Regions from separate parts of the Homo sapiens genome. Here region 2 is linked to region 1. The links are chromatin loops, found by intact Hi-C in ENCODE. Cell type or tissue: MCF 10A. All regions are shown on one strand. Links, peaks and the distances in the headings refer to the core of each region. The heading gives the core; the rest is flanking DNA.

Evidence for each region. Hi-C counts contacts between places; a loop is a spot of excess contacts. Peaks named below come from ENCODE experiments on the same cell type or tissue, not always from the same donor. Only the 100,000 strongest peaks of a DNase experiment are listed, where the experiment ranks them.
Region 2: a loop joins it to region 1, with 13 times the contacts of the local background. A loop is called at or near these places in 4 of 110 quality-filtered maps.

The regions. Positions count from the first base shown.
Region 1 is chr12:115,223,079-115,231,415 of GRCh38, forward strand. No RefSeq gene overlaps it. Among named protein-coding and RNA genes, the nearest start is that of TBX3, 540 kb to the left of the region's middle. In MCF 10A, for the core only: no CTCF peak of the experiment used is centred there; DNase peaks (open chromatin) are centred at 433 and 4,373.
Region 2 is chr12:115,336,855-115,345,191 of GRCh38, forward strand. It overlaps LOC124903082 (a long non-coding RNA gene), which reads right to left. Exons shown (of 11, transcript XR_007063592.1): 3 at 484-608. Among named protein-coding and RNA genes, the nearest start is that of LINC02463, 550 kb to the right of the region's middle. RefSeq lists an enhancer at 4,015-5,214. In MCF 10A, for the core only: no CTCF peak of the experiment used is centred there; DNase peaks (open chromatin) are centred at 947 and 4,787.

The DNA of each region.
Region 1 (8,337 bases), core at 221-8,220:
CAATGTTTTGTACAAAAGTTTCCCAGTTGATTAAGACTCATTGCTTTGGGAGGACCACGTAATGTTTGGACAAGCAAATAAGTAGGGGGAAAGTCAGGCTGCCCTGAAGTTTCTTTGTCTGGGTAAGAAAGTTAATTGCGTGCCTTAGGTGCTTAGTGCATACCAGCCCCTTTCCCAGCCACCAGCTAGTCGGCTGCATCTTTCCAACACCTAGATGTTGCTTTTCATCCTAGTTGCCTAGATGCAGCTCCTGAGATTCAGATAGGTTGAATTCAGACCCCCAAGCCATGCAGCTGGCCAGCAGCAGAGGTTAATCCCACCCAGGGCATCCCTTTGAAGATGCCTGGATATGCATAGCCGCAAAGGCTTAAAAAACATCATGGAGAAAGCGAGAAGTGGGCAATGACTTCACTAAAAGTATTTCTGGGCCACTGGCCAAGTATGGCAATGAGTCTCTTGCTCTTGAAATACAGGGTGGCCTGGAGGAAGCTGGGGGAAGCCAGGGGGTGAGGAGGGTACTTCCTGGGTGCCAATGGATACCATCTGAGCTGCAAAGCCCTGCAGTGACGAGCAGCATTTATTCTGCCCACCTCTCGCACCAGAAAAGTTATGACTGCTTCCAGTTCTAAGACTTCAAAATATAGCACAAAAATCAGCCTCCACTGCTTCCCCTCACTCTTTCTCCTGATTTATTTATTTATTTAATTTATTTATTTCCCTTTTCTCTTGTGCCCATGAAGTTTGCCTCCCTTCAAATATCCTTGTTTGTTAGAAGTGATTCCAAGGCTGGGAGAAAAACCTCACCTCAGGCTGGTCATTACTTACTGGGGAGAGTCAGAAGCTGAAAGTTCCTCCTACCCCACACCATAAATAAACTGTCTCCTTCTTCAACCCACAAATCATTCCAGATTTTTGGAGTAAATAGTAATAGCTGTGTTTTCCCCCATGGGCATAGCTGAGGGTGTATTGTATGTGCATGTATGTGTTCAATCTAATTTAATTCTTTTTTTTTTTCTAGCCTTGTGAAAGCACCTTTGGCTCCACCCTCCACTTCTGAGCACTCTTTTGAAGGGATTAGCACTCCCAGACTCTGGACTCGGGGGCTTGGAAAAGCTCTATAGGTTTGAGATTTACTGTGGCTCCAGGGAGCTGAGAGATAGGCCAGCCTGAGTCAGGGCCGGAAGAATGTTCTTCTATTGTTCTGTCTGGGGGACAGGCACTCTGGCAGTCATAGTATCTTTCACTCTATTCGCTTTCACTGCACTGGCTCTGGTTTGCGAGGTGTCCCCAGCAGCCTCCTGCATGGTGCCCATCACTCACTCCACACTGTCCTCCCTGTAATCTGTCTTCTGTGCCAGCCATCCTTGAAGTGACCTTCCTTTTTTTGTTGTTGTTTGAGACAGAGTCTCACTCTGTTGCCTAGGCTGGAGTGCAGTGGCCTAATCTTGGCTCACTGCAACATCTGCCTCCTGGGTTCAAGCAATTCTCCTGCCTCAGCCTCCCGAGAAGCTGGGATTACAGGTGATCGCCACCACGCCTGGCTAATTTTTGTATCTTTAGTAGTGACGGGCTTTTGCCATGTTGGCCAGGCTGGTCTCAAACTCCTGACCTCAAGTGATCTGCCTGCCTCGGCCTCCCAAAGTGCTGGAATTACAGGCGTGAGCCACCACTCCCAGCCTGAAGTGGCCCTTCTAAGCCTCTGATCTTATCATCATTGAGTGCTTTTCATCATCATGCTGGGTCCCTGCCGTAAAACCTCCCAGTGCCTTCTGGTCTTAGTTTGGGTTCTTCCACAAAGCAGACCCACAGGTAGGGATTTGGGTACAGTCAAGAGGCTGCATACCATGCTAGTTAAACACATGAATTTGGACTCAGATGTTCTGAGTTCAAATCCTGACTGTATGACTTGGAACCACGCTTTCCATATCTGTAGAGTGTGAACAACCAGCATATCTACCTTACAGGGTTACGGTAAGAATGAAGTGTGTGAATAAAGCATTCAGTGCTGAGCTGGCCACAGAAGGAAGGTTTTTATTATGGGATACATCCTGGCATAGCTTTCTGTTCACAAGGCCCACCTGCCACATTATAGTTGTTAGTCTCTTTGTGTGGCTTAGTCTGCATGCCCTAACCCCAAATTCCATGAGCATAGGCTTTATGCCTCACGTAGTTCTGTATCCCTCCCAGTGCCTAGCTCTGAGCTGAGCAAACAGACACTCATGATAGGTGGAAGGGAACCAGCAGGTACTGACCTCCTTCCTATGTAAACAACAGGCATTATCCTTATTTTGAAAATACATAAATAGAGACTTAGATGTTAGCTAACTCGACCAAGGTCACACAGCTTGAATTTAGAACATGTTTGAACTGACCAACTTCAACCTTAATGCATGATTTTTATTGCACTGAGCCACTTGCTCATGGTTTGACCCAGAAGAGAAAATACCAACCAAATATTAGAGATGACATTTTACCAACTGCTAGGACTAAGAGGTGATGAGAAAGAGCCCAGTGACCAAGGTGTGGGTGTATCCAGGAAAAGAAATAAACCTGTATGATCAAGGCGCCAGAATAGCTATCTTTATAGGTTATTTGATTGTAAGCAACAGAAACCTATTCTGGCTAACATAAGCCCAAAACGCTAGTATTGGAAGAATTGGAAGAAGTAGCTCACAAAATAGAAGAACCAGACGTCAGAGGGGTCAGGGAGCTGGTTGGACTTGGGATCTAAGTAGCAGTAAGTAATGTGATCAACCTGAATCACATGACAGCCTCTTAGCTCTAGGCAGTCAGGGTTTGAGTGACTGTCCCACGCAGACTGCATGTAACAACAGTGGGTGGGAACAAGTTTCAAAAAGGGAAATGAGCATGCTAAGACCAGAAAGAAAAGAAATAGATATTAGGTTGGCCAAAACAGCTGATGCCCTTTGCAGTGACAGTGTCAGCTAATTTTAGCAATATATATCATCTGCTGGGTTTTCTATGTGTTAGGCAGCATTGCTCTGTACAGTTTTGCAGATTGCATCCTGCCCAAGACCAGCTTGCTAAGGAGGCACAGAGGTGCTAAATCCCGGGCCAATCACTGCTTGCCAAATAGCTGTATTAACCCAGAGGAAGGGACGTCTTTCCTAACGTGCAGAAAAACACCAGGTATAAATCATCCTATTTAGTCCTCTCAACAATGCTGAAAGGTAGGTGTGGTAGATTAAAAATGGTCACAAATTCTTTGCTTCTCTTCCTGTTGAGGAGATAGCTAAATCCTTGGGGAATGGAGCTCATGCTACATGCATTGTTGAGAAGCAGAGACTAAACACCCTCCCCCCTGAATCTGGACTGGCCTTAACAACTCACTTGACCAACAGAATATGGTGGAACTAATGGCTGGAACTTCCAAAGCTAGGTCATAAGAAACCTTACTGCTTTTTTTCCCCTGGGTTTTCTGGTGCTATGAGACACCATGTATAAAGTTCAACTACTGTATTCTATTGATCCGTCACAGAGCTCAGATTTAAGAAGTCATAAACACATCACCTGTTAACCTAAGAGTGTCCAAACAATTTATGACCACCTTCAATCTACCAAATCGTTGGTTGAACTCATTCAACAAGCATTTGTTTGTTGAGCATCTGCTTTATACCAGACACTAACTTAGGCCCTGGGAATACAGTGGTGAACAAAACAGAAAAGTGATATGCTTCCATGGAACCCGTATTCTAGTGGGAGGCTGCATTCTAGCTTGAACAGATGGATCAATGAACTGGAAAGGAAAATGAAGAATGTCTATCTGGTCTCCAACTTTTGACCTGCTACATGTGTCCTATAAAATAATCTCACGATGTCACAAGATCCAATTTGCTCTTTCCAAGCCAATTTTCCACTCATTGATCATCTGCATTTAACTTTGAGGCAACAGCTGAGAAATTCTGAAATAGTAAGAGGAAGATTCTCCCTCTTACTTTCCATGGGCTGTCTGGCATGTCATAGGGCTCAGGGACTAGGTGCTGCCTGAAACTCTTGTGGCCGAGTCAGGTCCCCCATTAGCTCTGAGTTCTGGAAATTGACCAGAATTTACAAAGAAGGAGGGCATGGGGAGAATGAGGAAGCTAGAGTTGCATCATCCTGACTCAGGTCAGCCAGTGTCCACCTTGGCAATTGGCTGCAAGCTTTGGGATTGGCATGAGAAGGTTACGTTGACTGGGCCATCTAACCAGCAGCCTGAGGGCTGGGCCTGAGCAGCACCGAGGAATTTCACACATGGCGGTGCCAGCCTGGGTTCTGTTCTGGAATAACACATGCAAGTGACAGGGAAAACTCGTGAGTCATTGAGCTAATCTCAGCTCTTTTAAACTGGGTGCCTGGAAGATGAGCAAAGTTCTGACTTCAGCACCATCAAAGAGGTTATATGGCAAAGTCAACAGTTTCAACAGGGAGGAAAAGGCTGAATCACCCAGGCCATTGCTTTCCCCTTGCCTGAGTCAGGAGTAAAGGATTAAGTATTCTATTTTAGGGAGTTCCTAAGTGCTCCTGAGGAGAGCTTCCAATAGAGGTGAGTAGGTTCCTATTAACTCTGCAACACACCTTTCAAGCTAGAATCCATTTATTTTACATTTCCATTATTGGGCAACCAAATGCTATTTATGAGCTCCAACTCTGAGTGTCCACAGATATAATTTATGTCAATCACCTAGATTTGTTTTTCTAAAAATGTGCTCTGTAGAACATTAATTTTCTGGCACTCCTGATAGGTGACTGGGCGAGGTAGGGGGTTAGTATGCAGAAAAAAAATTGATCATCAAATATGGGATATACTTGGGAAATACTTGGTTACATTTTCTTCAATAGATTTTTCTACTTTAGGACTTTTCAGAGCCTTTGGTATGCTAATGTACATTGCAAATCTTCAAAAAAGCTTTAGATCTTATTAACCCTTCCCGACTTGTTTTGTCCATGAACCCCAACTTTGGAGAGTAAAGAAATCGTTTTTCATGAAGACACTTTGAGAAATGTTGTCCTTGAATCGTTTAGAACAATTCTCTCAAATTGTGGGCATACAAATTAACCAGAGACCTTATTATTAAAAATGCACATTTCCATCTCAGACATTAAAATTGAGTAGGTCTTGGGTGAGGTCCAGAAATATTCATTTAATAAACATTTCAGGTGATTTTGAAGTGAGTGATCCATTGCACACACTTTGGAAACCACTGCTTTAGAGCTAGAGTTGGAAGGCAAGTAAATTTAATCCTTGATTTTAGAGATAAGGAAACTGAGGCACTGAAAGTGATTTTTCATACAGTGAGTTTTTTGTGAAGTCAGGGATTGGTCTGAACTCCCAGATTAGAAAAAACCTCTCTCATCACGTAATGAGACATGCGGTACTTCATATGTATCTGAGATTTCTGGAAATAATAACAAATTAAGCATTCAAGGAGTGTTGAAATCACGGAAGGATAAGTAACTGAATGAATGAGTAACTGTATACCCCTATTCTACTCACTTATACCTCTTTTGATGCAACCCAAGAGCACAGTTTGTTTGATGGGTTCTACTTTATGGCAAAGAAAACTGAGGTTCAGAGAAGTTAAGTAATTCGTTCAATGCCACACAGCAAGTCAATGGTAAGGTCATAGTTGTAAATCAGGATTTTTTTCTGATTCCAGATTTCATTCCATGGCCAACCTCAGACCCTAGAATCAGAAGTGGATTTGCTTCTCAGCTCTGCTGCTTGCTAATTGTGTGACACTGCTCAAGCAACATAACTTCTCTGAGCCTTTTGTGTAAAATGAAGATAGTAACTCGCTTCATTGCTTTGCTGAAGGCATTAAATGAGGTAAAGTGTGTACACCATGGCAGGTGCCTAGCATGTGCTAAGCACTTTGTAAATATTAACTGCTGCTAATAATAATATTGATAACTGTGAATAGCATCTAAAAGAGAGCAATGCACATCGTGAAGGAAAATAAATTTCTTTTTTGGATAACAATGCCATGGTCATAAGCTTGTAAGGTCTGGCTTTCTTGGTGTGTCCTGTTGGGTCCCAGACTCTCAGAATCCCAGAATGGAAATGGGCTCTCGAATTCACCTGGTCTAAGACCCAGCCCCTAATGTAGATTCCCTGTGAGAAGGTCCCAGCAGCCGCATCTTCTCTCAGTTTATCACCTCCACTGACAGTGAATTATTTCTAGACAAATAGGAGCAATTTTTAGTGCCCCATTTCCCGAAGTGTTGCCTAAGCACTACAACCCCCAGAAGCTGGTCCTTAAGAAAAGAATTCTGCATTCAAATAAGCTTGAGCAATGTCATTTGCTATTTTTTTTTTTTTTAAATGCCGTGGTGTGATCTGGGTGGCTCACTGCAACCTCTGCCTCCCGGGTTCAAGCGATTCTGTGCCTCAGCCTCTCTAGTAGATGGGACTACGTGCACGTGCCACCATACCCGGCTAAGTTTTGTATTTTTAGTAGAGACAGGGTTTCACCATGTTGGCCAGGCTGGTCTCGAACTTCTGACCTCAGGTGATTCCCCCGCCTCAAACTCCCAAAGTTCTGGGATCACAGGCTTGAGCCACTGTGCCCGGCCTGTCATGTGCTCTTAACTGCCTCCCCTCACCCTACCCAGATATATTCATAACACCCATGTTCATGTTCAAGGCTCTGAGAAGTCCTGCAGTCAGGAAAGAAAAGTCACTCTTCGTTGAACCCATGGCTCTCCAGACTCATTTGATCAAAAAGCCACATTGACAGGCAGTTGAGCTTTTCCTCTGTGGAATCACTTTGGGAACTTCTTCTGTGCTAGAAAGTTTCCTCATCTAGTAGTTCATAAGTAATTTTTTTTTCTGCAACCATGCTGCTATGCTATGACATGATTCTGAATTCACATCAAGTCAAAATACTACTGTTATAGTTCTTTTAGGAAATACATATTTACTATTTAGTAATACTATGTAAATACTAAATAGTAAATACTATGTACTTATATATATAACTATAGTATTTAGTAATACTAAATACTAAATACTGTTTAGTATCTGGTACTGGTCCTAGTTGGTATGCACTGGTGCAGTTTTACTGGTTGTTTACAGCTGACATCTACTCTGAAAGCCCTCCGTCTGTGCCACATTGGTTGTTAATATTTTGAATGCCACTTCTGCTAACAACTCCTCAAGACTGTTCTGTCTCAAAGTCCATCGCTGTAATTCTTCGTTCTGTACATCAGCTTCCTGAGTCCCATCTCTTCTCTAACGGGACTCCTTGCCCAGCTCAGACCCTACCTTATCCTTTAACTTGCTTCTGCTACTAGTTAGTGACTTTAGTTTCTCTTCCTGACTCTCAGGGAACTTGTCCCCAGAAAATGTGCCAGAGAAGAAAGGTTAATGAAGAGTCACAAATCCCAGCACAGCACTCGGTGTTCAAAAATTGCCATTTGACCTTGAAATTCAAGCATGCCCTTGCACACACGCGCAGACACCTCCCAGACTTCCTAAATGCAAATACCGAACTCTAGCCCTTTGCCTATTGTAGCAGGGGTCTCCCTTCTCCCCATGAGGCAAATCTACTAAGAGAACTTCCAGAGCCCTTTCTTGGGGAGGGGAGGAAGGTTAAAAGTGTATATAGAGCATTCTTTCTGGCTCTGCTCAGGCAGGGCAAAAGGAGTGGGGTTTCTGGTTTCAAAGGGAGTACAAGCAAAGCTGCTGCTTTTGGATGCAGCCCCTCTTAGCAAAGTGAAGAGCTTTTTTTTAAAAATCCTCTCTCTCTCTTGCAAGCAAAGCCATAAATCATGAGCGCTCCTCCGGTTCTGCGAGTGGGGGGTGGATTAAAGTTGTTTGGTTAGATTTGTTTGAATGTGTGTCTTTTGGTCTTCATCGCCTCTCCCTTCATAAACATCAGCTTGTAAGTTCTCGTCCCCTAGAGGACACACCGACAGCATCATGTTAAATATTTAGAACGGGAAACCACCTTACTCCACTGAATCGGAAAAGCAATCTTGGGAACGGCGCTCCACTGGGCATCCCTTCCCTCTCTTGAGCTCCCAGATGAGAAGGCAGCCTCCTTATACCCAGGTGTCACCTCAAACTGTCCCTGAGAAAGGAGTCAGGCTTGGTACCTAGTAGGCAAATGCTTGGCTGGGAAGATGTTGCTCCTTGGAGCAGGTTTTGTAGACCAAGTTTAATCAATAATATATATATATTTTTTGTGCCCGGGGGCAGGGCAGAGTCTTGCTCTGGTGTCCAGGATGGAGTGCAGTGGTGCTGTCTTGGTTCACTGCAACCTCCACCTCCTGGGTTCAAGTGATTCTCCTACCTCAGCCTCCCAAGTAGCTGTGATTACAGGTGTCCACTAC
Region 2 (8,337 bases), core at 264-8,263, 110 kb after region 1:
TCAAGATTGAAATCTAGCGTCTCTGTGTTTTTTACTTCACTCTCCAATATGAGCATTTTTCAGTAGCAGAAATTATTTTTCTATGGCATCACTTTTAAGGGTTCACCATGATTTCATGGTAGAGTGGACACAGTATCTTTGAGCACACAGGGTCTGTGCTCATCTCTGTGGCAGAGTTCTGCAAACTCTTTTTCTTAAAAGGGAAGAGAATGCATATTCTCCGTTGTGCTGACCCTGGGGTCCTGTTGCAAGTACTCAGCTCTGCTGCTGTGGCACATGCAAGTAGCCATAGACAGTACAGAACCCAACAAAATTTCATTTGCAAAAACAGGAGGTGAGCTGAATTTGGCGAGGGGGCTGTAGTTTGCTGCCTGCACCTTGCTATAAGGTCTCACACCTAGTAAATACTCAATGGATACAGTCATTGTTATTGATGTTATCTATCAAAATAGCTTTAACAATATATGATAATAATATACATACATCTCTGAGCCAACTTCTCCAGTACAGACACAAAATCGTGGAGAACAGTGATTCTTCAACTTTACCGTGCATGAGAATCCATGGAACTTCTTAACAATGCGGAAGTGGCCTCATCTTCAAAGAACCTGATGCAGATAATCTGAGTTAGAGCCCAAGAACTGGCAAAAAAAAAAAAAAAAAAAAAAAAAAAAAAAAAAAAAGAAGAAGAATAATCTGCTATTTAAAATTAGAGCCCAAGAATTAATTGGCAAAAAAAAAAAAGAAGAAGAAGAAGAAGAAAAAAGAAGAAGAATCTGCTCTTTAAAATTAGAGCCCAAGAATTGGCAAAAAAAAAAAAAAAAAAAAAAGAAGAATCTGTTATTTAAAAGAGCATTCCCGGGTGGCCCTGATGATGGAGAACTGGGGTGAGCATGCTTACAAAAAACACTAAGCGTTTGCTTAGATGAATCATGCACTGAAAAGCAATGAAAGACGTCATGGGAAAGGCTGGCAGGAAACTCATGAGTAGGGAGGAGCCAAGTCATGTCCCTGGCAGGACAGTCCTTCAGCCACTTTAGGGTGTCCCTGGAAGGGACAGTGACTAGATAGGCATGGTGGAGTGTTGAGAACAACAGATCTCATTGGGAAAGCGTCTACTATGTGCCAGGTGGTTCCCTTGGGTTAACTCAATTCTTTCAACAACTCTTACATCTGTCCCCTCCCCATCAGAATGCAGCAGGGAGGAGCAGAGCTTGCCTACCAATGGGCGGGATGCTGGTGTCAGGGTTTGTGTTCTTGCCACTTCTTCGCAGAACCCGCATGAAGATCCGGGAGTTTGGGGCATGGAAAAACTGGGACACAGAGGGTGAACTGGGCTCAGAGTGGAGAAGGGACCCGTGGGTGTTCAAGGCCTCAAGACCCAAATAGGTCTGGAGGAAAAGAGCCTGGCTTTCCAGCCAGCTCTTGATCATGTTGACTGGCTGATTTCTCAAGAGTCCCAAGGGGAAGTTCTCAGATTTCCAATTCTAAGCAAGGGAATAATGGTTCTTAGTATCAAGGTCACATGACCCACTCTGCAGCGCACCTGTATCGGGATCCAGAGCCCGGTGCCTCAGTTCTTGCTGTGGTTTGGCAAAGAGATTCCTGCTACTTCAATTTTCACTGAATGGCCACCCCTGAGCATGCAGATGAGGCTTGATAAATTATAGCTGAATTCCCCTGGTGCCCAAATCTTTTTTTTCCTCATTTACAGTACTTTAGCACTGACAGTAATAAAAGCAAAAATTGTCACAGGTAGACACTTTCTCCATTGAAAATGATTTAATCTTCCCAGCATTCCTGTGGTAATCATGTGAGAATTAATGCATATTTCACGGAAATTTCACATCTATCAAACGTTATACCCATTTTAGAGATGTGGAAATCAAGGCTCAGGAAGACTATATGATGTTTTTCCTCAAATTGTAAAGTTATAAGTAGAGGAGGCAGGATGTTAATGATACATTTAACCACCGTGACATGAGCCTTTTTAGTTTCAAAACACTCACTCATGTATGATTTCGTTTGCACCTTACTTACAGCAACCTGTGGTTTGTTCAATGGTAAAGTCCTGGTTCTCAAAAGTGATTTCCAGACCAGCAGCATCCACAGCGCTTGAACTTGTTCAAAATGCAAATTTATCGGGCTCACTGCTAGACCCAATGACTCAGAAATTTGCAGAAAGAGAGATTCAGAAATCTGCATTTTAACAAGCCCTCCAGGCTATTGTGATACAAACTCACAGTTGAGAATGAGAGTGTAAGGAATTCTTTTTATAGATGAGGGAACAAACGGACAGAGAGGTCAAGCAGCCTGTCCAAGGTTGCAGAGGCAGTGGTTGCGGAGCTGGGCCTTAACCCCATTGTTTATGGTTTCTAATGAGAGACACCTGGGAGAAGCATTAAAATGCAGTTTCCCTTGTCCTCTCTAGACCGACTGACTCAAGATCTCCAGGGCTAGGGCCCCAACTTTGTCTTTCAGCAAACTTCCAGGTGAGTCTAGAGTTTTAGAATTCTTCCATAGTTCCTGTTGGACTATACTCGTGTAGTTATTTTCTCTTCCCACTGTCCAGTTTCCTTCTTTTCTTTCTCCCACATCCCTTCATTTTTTCCCCTTCTCCTATACTTTGGGCCTCTCTCCAAAACTAGCTAGTTGTTCATAACTAGTTTGTTGCAGAGAAACTAGAAGAAACCCAGGGTACCATGTCTTATACCTCTCCGTTTTTAAGCTGGTTAATAAAAAGTAATTAAAAGTCATCCACAAATATGTTTGTTGTTAGAATTTCAAACAGTGTAGAATTTTAGAGATTTTTAGAGAGTAAAAGCTGTTTTTCTTCTGATCCTTCCCAAAACCAGGCCACCCCCAATTACTGTTAATAGTTTAGTGTGTAACGTTCCAGACACCTACATTTTTTATTCGAATAAATATATGCAGATACACACTCAGAGGATAATTCAAAACAGAAATGGAACTACACTATTCCTATTATACTGTGACGTGGCTCACTTATAGATATTTTATACATTCCTTTGTGTGATTTTGTTTGTTTTTTATTTATTTATCTTTTTTTAATTTTACTTTAAGTTCTGGGATACATGTGCAGAACATGCAAGTTTGTTACATAGGTATACACGTGCCATGGTGGTTTGCTGCACCTATCAACCCGTCATCTAGGTTTTTAAGTCCCGCATGCATTAGGTATTTGTCCTAATGCTCTCCCTCCCCTTGCCCCCCAACCCCTGACAGGCCCCCGTGTGTGATGTTCCCTTCCCTGTGTCCAGGTGTTCTCATTGTTTAACTCCCACTTATGAGTGAGAACATGCAGTGTTTGCTTTCTTGTTCCTGTATTAGTTTGCTGAGAACGATGGCTTCCCTGCAAAGGACATGAACCCATTCTTTGTTATGGCTGCATAATATTCCACGGTGTATATGTGCCACATTTTCTTTATCCAGTCTATCATTAATAGGCATTTGGGTTGATTCCAAGTCTTTGCTATTGTGAACAGTGGCTCAATAAACATATGTGTGCATGTGTCTTTATAGTAGAATGATTTATAATTTGGGTATATAATACAAATAAATATAGCATATTCTTGCTAATGGTTATAGAGTATACCACTTTTGAAAGTATATGAATGAGTTGAATTAGTCACGAATAGATGGTCATTTTTGTAGCTTCCTATTTTTCACTATTGTAAACAGCATGACTCTAAATATGTGCTTGTACATATGCTTTTGTTTGTTTGTTTTAAGACAGGGTCTCACTCACTCTATCGTCCAGGTTGGAGTGCAGTGGTACAACCTTGGCTCACTGTAACCTCTGCCTCCTCGGTTCAAGTGATTCTCCTGCCTCAGCCTCCAGAATAGCTGACATTACAGGTGTATGCCACCACACCTGGATAATTTTTGTATTTTTAGTAAAGATGGGGTTTCACCATGTCGGCCAGGCTGGTCTCAAACCCCTGACCCCATGTGATACCCCCACTTCGGCCTCCCGAAGTGCTGGTATTACAGGCATGTGCCACCATACCCGGCCCATATGCTTCTTTGAATATGTGTAGTCTGAAAGGTGAATTGCTTTGGAGAGAAAATACTGGGATTCAACCTTCTGTCCACTTGGCAATTTTCTTCCATTCTTTTCCAGTCAGAGATTTCTATGCCTAGGAGGGTAATTGACACAGAATGACAGCTACTATTTTCACTGCTGCTTTTCCTTTTTACCTGCTTCTGGGGAGTAAGGGAGAGTTGAAAACTAAAATGGATGTACTCTCTTGCCAAAGTGGGAAGATTGTCATGAAGGCCAGCTCAAGCTTCAAGACAAAAGCTACTAATAGTGCTCTTGACATCATTCTTAGAGAGAAAGAAGATGCGCTTACTGATTGAAAAACTTGGCAGTTTTTAGCAACAAGGAAAGTTGGTGAATTTTCCCAGGTTAAGTGTGAAACATGACAGAGCTTGGGTGAGCTGCTCTGACTCCTTATTCATTGTTGCTATTTTCTTTTTTTTTTTTCTTTTTTCAAATTATACTTTAAGTTCTGGGATACACGTGCAGAACATGCAGGTTTGTTACATAGGTATACATGTGCCTTGGTGGTTTGCTGAACTCACATCTGAACCGGTCATCTACTCATTGTTGCTATTTTCTATGAAGCCCCAACCCCCTGTGATTTCAGTATAAACACCATACAGCCACCCACACCCCACCGGCTCCCTATGACTCAGTCACATGCTCATCCCCGAGTCATTAGAGAATGGAAATCATGAGCAAGATCTGGCTCACACCCAGGGAGTGACAAAGCATGTCCAGAAAATCAGGGATTCCCCTTCTGCCAAGGAGGCGCGAGTGGAGACAGCCAATTCTCCATGGTCAGGAGGGGGATGTTTCAAAGCTCCAGGCCTCTGAGGTTGGCAGAACTGCATGTTGTTTTGGGAAACTGTGCATTGCAGCAATTGTGAGAGAACAGAACTGTCTTCGAGGCAAGAGAAATAACAGAGCTGAAATAGACCATGCAATAATGGTGAACTGTAATCTCAGGTTTCATTGGTGCCATGATCTTAATTATAAATAGTATTTGAAACCCATTTTTCTCCCTCTTTAATGATAACAACTAAGTTTGTTAAGTAGTTACTCTGTTTTAGGCACTGTCCTAAGGGAATTAGAATACTATAAGTATTTTGGACAACAATTTGATCCTCAGGACAACCCTTTTGATAGGATTATTGTGATCTTCACTGAAAATTGAAGAAACTGAGTCTCAGAGGCTAGACAAGGACTTTGTTACACAGTTAAGAGAGTGTGAATCCCAGGCTTTGTGAAAGATTAAAATAAGCACAAAATAAATGCATGTTACAAATCATTACTGAAAAGGAGCAAATGCATTTAACCTCAAAGTTAGCTCGCAGTTTCTGAACGTCAAGAATCTGGAAGCAGCTTAACTGCATGGTTCTGCTTCAGAGTCTCTCATGACATGGCAGTCAAGTAGTCAGATGGGCTGTCGTCTCATTTGAAGGCTTGACTGGGGGAAATTCATTTCAATGCTTATTCATGTGGCTGTTGGCAGGAAGTCTCAGATTCTCACTATGTAGGTCTCTCTTCAGGGCTGCTCCCAAAATAGCTCCCCCCACCTGCCCCCCACCCCGCCCCCCACCATGATCAGTTGAAAGACAGAGAGGAGAGAAGAGAGCAGGGAGGAGGGAGAAGGGAGGAAGAAAAAAGGAGAGCAGGAAAGGGGGGGATGGGGGAGAGATAATATACCTGCAATTTCTTTTGTTATCTAATCTCAGAGGTGAAACACCATCACTTCCGCTGTATGCCATTGGTGAGACCAACCCTGGTATAATGTGGGAGGGAACTACACAAGGATAGGACTATTAGAAACTGGTTACCATAAGAATACATCTCTCCGCTAGAAAATCTTTGTGGTCTTCACGTGAAACAACACACCAAGGACCTAGTATCCTTTATTTTTTTCTCTCCATCCATCACTCCGACCAATGTCAAATATATACAATTGGAGGGAACATTTCTTGCCAAAGAATGAGGAGCTTCTATGTTGATTCTGCATGGGAATATCACCCGATAAACTTTGTTCCTGTCAACTCAGTCTCCTTAACAAATAGGCAGGTAGCATTGTCTTCCCTTTTACCACCTTGAATCAAGGATGCTGGTTATTCTAACTCCAATTCCATCTCGAAGGTTAATTCTCTACCTTGCTCTGCCCTCTTTGTGATGCACACAGACTATGAAACTCATGTTCCCTTACCCCGGCTTTCAGTTGGGTTTGACCAATGATAAACACCAGCAGAAGACTGAGGGTGGCAAGAGAGAGAGCTTGGGTATCAATGCCTCTACTCCCTCTCTGCTTCTGTATTATATATCTGAAAGGGTTTGTGGCTCCCCATGTCTACATCACTCACTGGGTGACCTCACCTCCATGGCTCCAGCTTTCACTGGACTCCAAGGGTCCTTTTCCTCCCACTGCCCCTTGTGTTCCAGGGTTGGTGACAACTTCCTGCTGTTAGAAGTCCCTGATGGTGCTTCATCATCCATTTCTGGTTCTCCTAACTCAGCTCACAATTCTGTAAATAGCCCTTATGGAAATGTCTCTCAGTTAAACAGCTGAACGAATTTTTTTTTTTTCTGCTGGGATCCTGGCTCCATAGACAATGAAATGGGCTCTGACTCCCACACCTTTGTTTCTTCACACTTCAAGACGATCCTTTAAACATGTATAAGTGTACAGAAGGGCATAAGGCTCACTTTCGTAAACATGGGATTTGAGAAATCCCTCGAGACATATTATGGGGTATGAGGATTCACATGACCTAGGATTCACATGGCCCTGACCACCACATCAACCTCGCAGAGCCTTTTTGAATCATCAAAAGTTTTATGCATTTTAAATGTGGAATGCATGAACGTGGGCTTTAAGAGGATTTCCAGTGGATGATTACCTAGGGCACTGAAATGTGAGGAGCTTGTTGGCAGGAAGTCTCTTCCTCATCCCCCAAATCCCGCCTCCCTACCAAAACCAATCACAGTTTGCAATTTGAGTTATGTAACACTGTGTATGGCCTCCTCTTTATTATAATTTCCTCATAGGAATCTTTATTGTTTTTTCTTTCTGAGGAAAGAAGGTAGAGGAAACCTAAGTTTAAGAACATCCCTTCCTTAGACGAATAAAATGTAGTAGTCTTCTATTACTGATCGTGTCTAAGAGAAAAGAAAAATAGCAAAGCTGGCAATGATTTTGCAAATCACTCCCTCTTACATTCATTTATCCATTCACTTATACCTTCCGAGATCTGTACCTTGTGTTAGGGAGGTTCTGAGGGTGCACAAAGAAATCCGATGGGGTATCTTCCCTCAAGGAGCCCACAGTTAAGAGAAATTAAGCAGACAAGAGCAAAACAGTCAAAGTAAAGAAGAGCTTTTTGTCATTGTATTTGTTTGTTTGTTTTTTTAAATCTAGACTTTCTCTCTTTTCCTCTACCACAGAAGGTCAAACTGAGGGCGCATTCTTCCACGTGCTGTGTTCCATAAGAGTAGATTAAATAATTAGGATGATTTTGTTCATATTTAAGAAGGCATTTCTCAGGCAGGCTTTATGGAGGAGAGGTGGAGAATGAGGGCACAAAAACCCAGGAGAAAACCATTCTAATTAAACCATACCTCCAAGCTAAAGGAAATCTCTATTTTTTTAATTTTTTTTATTAAATAAGCAAACAAAATCCTCTCGCTTCCCCTCTTTGATGAATCCTTGCTTCACGGCGGTTCCTGAAGTTACAACAGTACATGGGACCATTAGTCCAATCACCAACTATCAACTCAAGCTGGAGGAAGACAAATGAAGCTTTCTCCCTTTTTCCCTACACAACTTTAACACCACAATTACAGACGTACACATCAAGGTAGGAAGATTGTTGTTGTTGTTGCTTGTTGTTTGTATTTTGGTAGAGCTTCTTTTATCTTTTGTTCTTGGAATTTAAAAGATCTAAGGGAGTTGACCTGGAAAGATATTTATACTTTATTGGAGAATGGGAAAAGTTGTTTACTGGAAGATATATACAGTTTCATCTCACTTTTATGGACATATAAGTGCATGCCTGTGTGTGTCTGGGTGTATATATAATACTTAAGAATGTACAGAAAATGTGGATGAATATAAATTAAAAGGTAGTTTTCATTTTAAGTAACAAAATTGCAGATCATTGTTATTTTTCTCTTTGTGTTTATATGTTTTTTTTCAAATTTTTAACCTTTTAATATTGCCACCACTTATGGAATACTTGCTATGTGTTTTCATAAGTGCTGTTTACATCCATTACCTCATATAA